Regions from separate parts of the Mus musculus genome. Here region 1 is linked to region 2. A link is a contact called in ENCODE Hi-C or POLR2A ChIA-PET data. All regions are on one chromosome and are shown on one strand. The core of a region is the stretch at or near the end of the contact, and the rest is flanking DNA. Distances in the headings are between cores, read along the strand shown.

What was found. A loop is a pair of places that touch in the nucleus more often than their neighbours do. ChIA-PET counts read pairs that join two places held with the same protein, here RNA polymerase II (POLR2A).
Region 1: a loop to region 2 is called in a map of heart, with 2.4 times the contacts of the local background. The contact joins the promoter of Plekhf2 here to the enhancer-like site in region 2. A Hi-C loop is called at or near these places in 6 of 37 maps with a recorded cell type or tissue (heart, mature B cell, regulatory T cell and 1 more). POLR2A ChIA-PET finds 5 or more read pairs at or near these places in 4 of 5 experiments (Patski and embryonic stem cell).

Annotation. Positions count from the first base shown.
Region 1 is chr4:11,006,299-11,009,713 of GRCm38, reverse strand. It overlaps Plekhf2 (pleckstrin homology domain containing, family F (with FYVE domain) member 2), which reads left to right and starts at 2,095. Exons shown (of 2, transcript NM_175175.4): 1 at 2,095-2,321.
Region 2 is chr4:10,966,388-10,970,267 of GRCm38, reverse strand. No RefSeq gene overlaps it. Among named protein-coding and RNA genes, the nearest start is that of Plekhf2, 39 kb to the left of the region's middle. Within about 2 kb of position 2,237, at least 1 of the 3 ENCODE cell types and tissues checked has a DNase peak (open chromatin) inside an H3K27ac peak, as active enhancers do; it is heart, where a contact is called at or near this core.

The sequences.
Region 1 (3,415 bases), core at 846-3,345, 40 kb before region 2:
AGCCGGGCAGATCTTACCATCTAAACCGGTGCTGGAGTGACAGGCTGTGTCAGAACTGCCCAACTGTCTTTAAGTGACTTTGGTTTCTCATTTTGTATGGGTTGCTATGTTACAGAACTTTCTATGATGGTGGGATGTTTTATAGTGCCAGTGTCTTTATAGTCACGTGATCAGTGTCAGTAAGGAACCAGATCTTAAATTTAAATTTTAATCAATACACCTGCTTAGTGGTTTTGCCAGTATGAGTCTAAATAAATGGCTTCCAAACTGGGGCGCACACATCCCAGGAAGGGAAGAGAATACACAGACTGCAGGTAGAAAACTTATTACTCCATAGATTTATATCATTATTTGGCATGTCTTATTTAATATTTAATAACAAGGTAAACTGTAATAGACATATGTGTGTACACATTGTACATGTATGTTTAATAATTTTCATCATTCATTATTCTTAGCTTGTGCTTGGCATGTTACAAATATTGATTCATCTAATGACTCTTTGAAGTACTCTTATTATTCTAGTTTTACACACGAAGGAACTAAGGGTAACTAAGTATGTCCAAGGACGCAGGTATCATAGTTTGTGGCAAAGCCAAGATTTTGAGTGTAGACAGTCTGGCTTGCATCTTTGTACTTTAAGTTAAACAAGTGTGTTGTAGGGAGGGCAACTTTTTTTTGTTTTTTTTTTTTTTTGTTTTTTTTGTTTTTTTTTTTTTGAGACAGGATTTCTCTGTATAGCCCTGGGTGTCCTGGAACTCTCTGTAGACCAGGCTGGCCTCAAACTCAGAAATCTGCCTGCCTCTGCCTCCCGAGTGCTGGGATTAAAGGCATTCGAAGAGCAACATTTTTATTGATGACACTAGAAACACAGCAGTTCCTAATCTTAAAATTTAAAAAGATTTTAGAGTGTGCTTAGTCTAGCACACATAAAGATTGTGTGTGTATACGATTGAAATCCTGTAACTATCCCTATTACGACAACTGATCTCCTTTGCCAGTTTTGTTCTGGATACTAATTTAAAACAACTGTATTTGTTTCACAGACATTCTTCTTCCTCTTCCTCTTCTTCTTCTTGTTTTTCGAGACAGAGTTTCTCTGTAGACCAGGCTGGCCTTGAACTCAGGATTCCGCCTGCCTCTGCCTCCCAAGTGCTGGGATTAAAGGCGTGTCCAACACCGCCCGGCAGCTCTCAATCTTCTTAATGCTTTAATATAGCTCCTCCTATTGCGGTGGTCTCCACCATATAATTATTTGTTACTACTTCATAACTGTAATTTTGCTGTTATGAATCATAATGCAAAATATGTTCTCCGATGGTCTTAGGCGACTCCTGTGATCCGCAGGTTGAGAACTGCTCAACAGGAGGCTAAAAAGAAAATTCCTGAATAAAACTTTAATAATAACCCAATTTCTACCCCTTTCCTGTTTAAACGGTGTGCTTTTCCCAGCCAGCCAGCCTAGATGCCTCTGCTATCTCTCCGCAGCGCCTAGTAAACGCTCTTCTAACCCAGCGTCATGGTAGCACCGAGTTCTAGGTACGCGAAGCAGTTGGCCGAGGGGAAGTTTTGAAAAGAGCGGAGTTCTTCGGCATAAGGTTACACAGGAGCCTGCGGGTCATGGGTGCGGTAAGCGCAGACCCCTGGCTTGGGAGAAAGCGACAGCAGGTGTTCGGCTGAATGGCCGAGCCGGGCGGGGTTGGCAGACGCGGTTGGGTGGCGAGAAGCAAAGCCTTTCCTGTTCCTTAGGGCGGGAGGCGTGGAGGCAGCTTCCGCCCATTCTTCCAGAGAACTTCGCGGACTGCTTAAGAGCCCTTTCCGAAGGCTAGCCCGAGTCAGGAAAGTCAGGTCAGGCGACCCAGTCCAGCCTCAGCTGGCTCAGACGCGCGTCACCTCTGCAGAGGCGCGCGTTCCCCAACCCCGCCGGGGGAGGCCCCCGAGTGGGTGTGGCCTCCGCTGAAGAGCCCGCCCCCCGTGCGGTCGCGTGGGGATGGAGGGGCGGGGCAAGGCGATGGGCGGGGCGAGGGAGCCGGGAAGAAAGGGCAGGGCGGGTGTGCTCGTGCCCGTGTTTGGCGCTTGGGCGGGGGCGCGCCGGTGCGCGCGCAGGAGGGAAGCCAGCCGGAGCGGCCGTTGTCGGGTTCGACTGGAGGGGCGGTGAAGTCACCTGCGAGCGGCTGCGCCCGCCGCGTCCGGATCGCGCCGGCCTCGCGGGGCCCCACGCAACCCTGCGAGGCTGGGGTCGGGGAGCAGGCGGAGTCCGCGCCCGGAGTCGGCGACTAGGAGGACTCGCACCCTCGGCGCCGCCGCCCGCGCGGGGTCGGGTAGGTGCCATGGGGGTCGGGACGCACCGGGCGGCGGCGGGCTGGGGAGGGAGAAGCGAAACTTTGCGGGCGCCTATCCCCGCGGGCCCGGGCCAGCCGTGGCGCGGGGAGGGGTTGGCGCGGGCGGCGGCGGCCGACGCCATGTTGGGGTCTGTGGGAAACGGGGCGCTCGGGCGGCTCCCCTCCGGGCCGGCGCTCGGGCTGGAACCGCCTGGGTCCCGCCGCGCCCGTCCGCGGGACGCCGCCCGGAGGGCCAGGGCCGGGACCATAGACGGCGGCTGGGGACTGGACCTCGCGTCGCCCCCGAAGTTGTGGGGCAGCAGGACTCGGGTCCCCAGATCGTGCGGTCTGAAAACTTTGCAGGGTCTGGGCGTCAGGGGCACGCTCTGACTCCAGCAGTTTATTTTATGACTTTATATGAAAATGGCACCGTACAATTGGCTCAGATAGGAGCGGTAGCTTACACGCTACTTGAAGGGTTTTTTTTTTTTAAGTTTTATGATCTTTTGCCTAGTTTTTTTTTTTTTTTAATGTTATTAAAGGCCAAGAGCTGGTTCCCCAAGTTGCTCGAGTAGCCTTGTATAGTCCTCGAATATTAAAGCAGTAAGTTGTGTGAGTGTGCAGTGGAAATGACTAGTATTCAGGTTACATACACCTAAGCAGTAATTCAGACTCCCAAGTACATTAAACTGGTAAATGCCTTCTTTGTTATGTTTTAATATGTTGCCTAAGAGACTCGTTAAAGAACCATTTAGAGTTGAACGTTCAGTTGAAACGTTAAGGCATGTGTTGTCTTAAGACTAAGTGAAATAACCCAGTGTGTTGGCTCATGCCGGTTTTCTGAGCACTCCCGCGGGCTAGGGCAGAAGCATTGCCGCGAGTTCAAGGCCAGCCTTGGCTACAGCTTGAGTCTGAAACAAACAACCCCAGGACCACAACAAACAGATTAGGGTGATTTTGACGATTCAGTTTTTTTTTTATTCTTTTTCCTTTTCGTTCCTTAAAGGTGCATGAGTTTTGAGCCCCTATCTTTGTACCTTTATAGCTTAAGGGGTGGGAGGACCCAGGTTAAATCAGAATTAACCCAGGCTATT
Region 2 (3,880 bases), core at 988-3,487:
ATCCCAGTGTAGCTAAAGACCATGTGTACTACTGCCAGATGTCCAGCCGTGGGCCTGTATCTAATAGCTGGACAGTCATGGTGAGCTGGGGCATCTGGATGTATGAGCAACTGTCCTAGCTCAGAGGGTCAAGTGCAACTCAGTTCTTAATTTGGTGCTTGGACATTAGGAGAGTGAGTGGGGACCCTATTCAGGAGGTTTTCTTACTTGAAAAGCAAAAGTTGCTTTTTGTTTTCTGTTTTGTTTTGAGACAGACTCTTGCTGTGTTGGTCTCCCTCCAGTAGATGCTCTTGTCTCAGCCTCCTGAGTATGGGGGTTACGGTGTGAGCCACCATGCTTGCCTCTGCTTTGTTCTTTTCTCACAAGCTCAGGCTGTATCTTCCTCAATGCCTTGGTGCCTCTTTATTGAGCTCTGTGTAGTTTTAGGCTGGTTCTTGCTACTTAACCCCCTGAATACTAAAGGGGAAAGGCTGATGAAGATTCTTGGTTGTTGATTCATAGAATTTACCTAGGGAAGCCAGCTGTGGTGGCACATGCTGATAATCTCAGCACTTGGGAGGCAGAGGCAGTTGGGTTCTTTGGGAGTTCAAGGACAGCTTGGTCTACATAGCACGTTCTAGGCCAACCAGGGCTACACAGTGAGGCCCCCTCTCAAACTCTATGTTCTGGTTCCTGAGAGAGAGAGAGAGAGAGAGAGAGAGAGAGAGAGAGAGAATTTAACCTCAACTTCCCCTCCAGACATAGAGCTGGGGACTCTTCTCTAGTGGAACAGTCAGCCCACTAGACTTCCTTAGGGACAGTCAAGTGAAAATCACAGTGTTTGTAGCCTTAGCCTTTAGTTTAGGGGGTCAGCTTGACCAGGTGGATGTGCTTCGGGTCTGTAGGTAGGCTTTTGTTTTTCCCCTACAAATAGACTGCAGTGAAGTACAAGGGTCCTCAAACTCACTGTGTAGCCTAGGAGGACCCTGAACTTCGGAACCCCCTGCCCCTTCCATCTCTGAGTGCTGGGATTATAGGAGGACACAACTGCCCCTCCGTTTGCGCTGCAGCGATGGGGACTGAGCCCAGGGCTTTGTACATAAGCACTGTGGTGTTCTGTATATGCTTAGCCCAGAGAGTGGCACTATGTGAAGGTGTGACCTTGTTGGAATACTTGTGGCCTTGTTGGAGTGGGTGTGCCACTGTGGGTGTGGGCTATAAGACCCTCATCCTAGCTGCCTGGAAGCCAGTATTCTGATAGTAGCTTTTAGATGAAGATGTAGAACTCTCAGCTCCTCCTGTACCATGCCTGCCTGGATGCTGCCATGTTCCTGCCTTGATGATACTGAATTGAACCTCTGAACCTGTAAACCAACCCCAACTAATTGTTGTCCTTTATAAGACTTGCCTTGGTCTGTTCACAGCCATAAAACCCTAAGGCAACCACCAAGTTACATTCTCAGCCCTAGAAACATTTTTTTTTTTAATGTGTAGCAGTCACTGTAATCTGGATTTTTCTGTCCAATTACCACTGGAAGAGACTTTAATTGTAGTCATCTCGTAAAAGAAAACATACCCATGGCCACAGATATACAAAGAGAGGCTCGGTGTCAGGGTCATGCACAGTCAGGACAAGAGCACCACACTGAGTTGCAGAGTCTATTGCCAGGGCATCATGGTGGTGCCTGCTGTGATCCTGGTGCTGGAGCATCAGGAGTACAAGGTTACACTCAGCTGCATACTAAGTCTGGGGCTTGCAGGGGCTACAGAAGTCCCCCGCAAATGACAGCCCCACAAAACGACAGAGGATGGAGAAGAGCTGGAGTCCCAGTTTTCTGTTTCTTCCTACTATACTACTCAAGGGACCCCTCTAAAGTCCCACTTAATCCTTAGTCCCTGCATAGGGACAAAGGGACAGTTGAATCACGGGAGGAAGAGATACCTGGTGCTGCCCACCTGTGCCTCTCACTTGCTGGGGTGTGTGTGTGACTTGAGCCAACTTCCCTCAAAGGCTGAGCATCCAGGGAGGGAGGCTTGTTTAAGTTTGGAGCTGCAGTTATCACCAGTGCGTCCTTCTCTTTCACTTCAACTTGTTTCATGTATGTGCTACTGTATCACCTCCAGCATCCGCCAGCCAGTCCAGAGGCACCACTTAGACTTATTTGAAAATTGTGGGTGGAGACTTTTCCAGACACATCCTCTTGGCGGACTGCCTCTGTTGTGGGAGGAGGAAGTGGTAACCTGAGCCGACTCCGGAGTCCTTTTGACAAGCAGCCTCCTGCCACCAGACAGGAAGTAAACCATCACTCCCTGGGGAGAAGGGAGGGTGCAGCCACCCTGCTGTGCCCTTAGTCCAGTATTCACTGGTCCCAGCGAGTGCCCATGCCACTGCAGTGGATGAGTTTGGTGTGTCCCAGAAACAATGCTCTTTCCTTTTGGTTTAATTGGTCTCTGGGGAGTGGTCTTAAATATATCTCTGAACCCTGAGGAAGCAACTGAGTCTCATCTGTTTTTCTTTCATTATAGGAGAGGGACACTAGTGGGTGTGAAGTTCTCAGAGTCTAGTGTGATGGTGTCCATGTATAATCCCAACACTTGAGAGGTATAAGCAGGTAGATCCATGAGTCTGAGGCCACTGTGGACTATATAACAAGAGCCAAACAAGCTACAAAAACCCAAGTGCTGGGGACAGAGATCATCAGAATAGAACTAGCCTAGCATGTTTGAGGCCCTGGATTCCTATCTCCAGGACTGTCAAGAAGAAAAGACCTCCCCTGCTCCCCCAACCCATTTCAGCATATTTCCTTAACATCACCCAGTTCAAGTATGGAAGAATTCTCAATACCACTGACTTTTCTAAGAGAAAAGTTTCCTAGGAAAAAGTTTGAAGTCTTTTCTGGGCTGTGATGGATAGTCTTCTTGTCACCTTTGGCTGGTGTAGGGAGCAGAGGAAGACCTGAGTGAGTGAAGCATATGTTGACATAGGCATGGCCTTGGCCCACGGGACAACTGGCAAAGCCATTCCTCATATGGCGCATGCTCAAGAGACATGGCAAAGCTTTTCTTAGGAATGGGTGTTTATGGATGATTGATCAAGGTATGTGAAGACTAGGAACTATGGCTTCCTTCTCCTGGATGTTTTCAGCCTGAGATTGCTGGCCACAGATACCTCCTGAAGAGACTAGTTAACCTTTGTCCCCCTGTGCTGTACCTACTTAACACATTGTGGTTGCAGCTTGCAGTGATAGCTGAACTCCACCTGGTCCCAGCTTTACTGTATGAGTGTCTGTGTGTCTGTCCTTTTTTTTTATTACCGTGCCACACCTAGCCAGGGCGATTGGACCCAAGCCATGAAGGTTGGGTGGGACTGGATTAAGAGACCCATTGAAAGATGATACAACCTTCTTCTGGGTGTGCCCATAAGGGTGTTTCCAGTAACAATTAGCATGTGGGTGAGTGAACTAAGAGAGTAGAGGACTCTGTGTGAGACTGTGATGATGCCATGTGCCATTGTACATTTTTCCAGATGTGCAGAATACAGAACACTATGAACAAAGTCTAATGTGCATGAAGTATAGCGAGTGACAGTGCTGTGTGAGTATGAGTTTATCAGTAATAAATATATTAGTCTGATGAGGATGCTGATATGGGAGGCCACACATGGGTGGAAACAAGGGACATTTGGGAAATTCCAGTAGCTTTTTTTTTTCTTCCAAATTTACTATCAACATAAACTTGCTTTAAAATCGTAGTCTTGGGCTGGAGAGATGCCGCAGCAGTTGAGAGCTCTGGCTGCTCTCCCAGAAGACCTGGTTTGATTCCTAGTACCCACATGATGGCTCACAACTATCTGTAACTCCAGTTCCAGGAGAGCTGATGCCTTCTGACCTCAGTGAACATC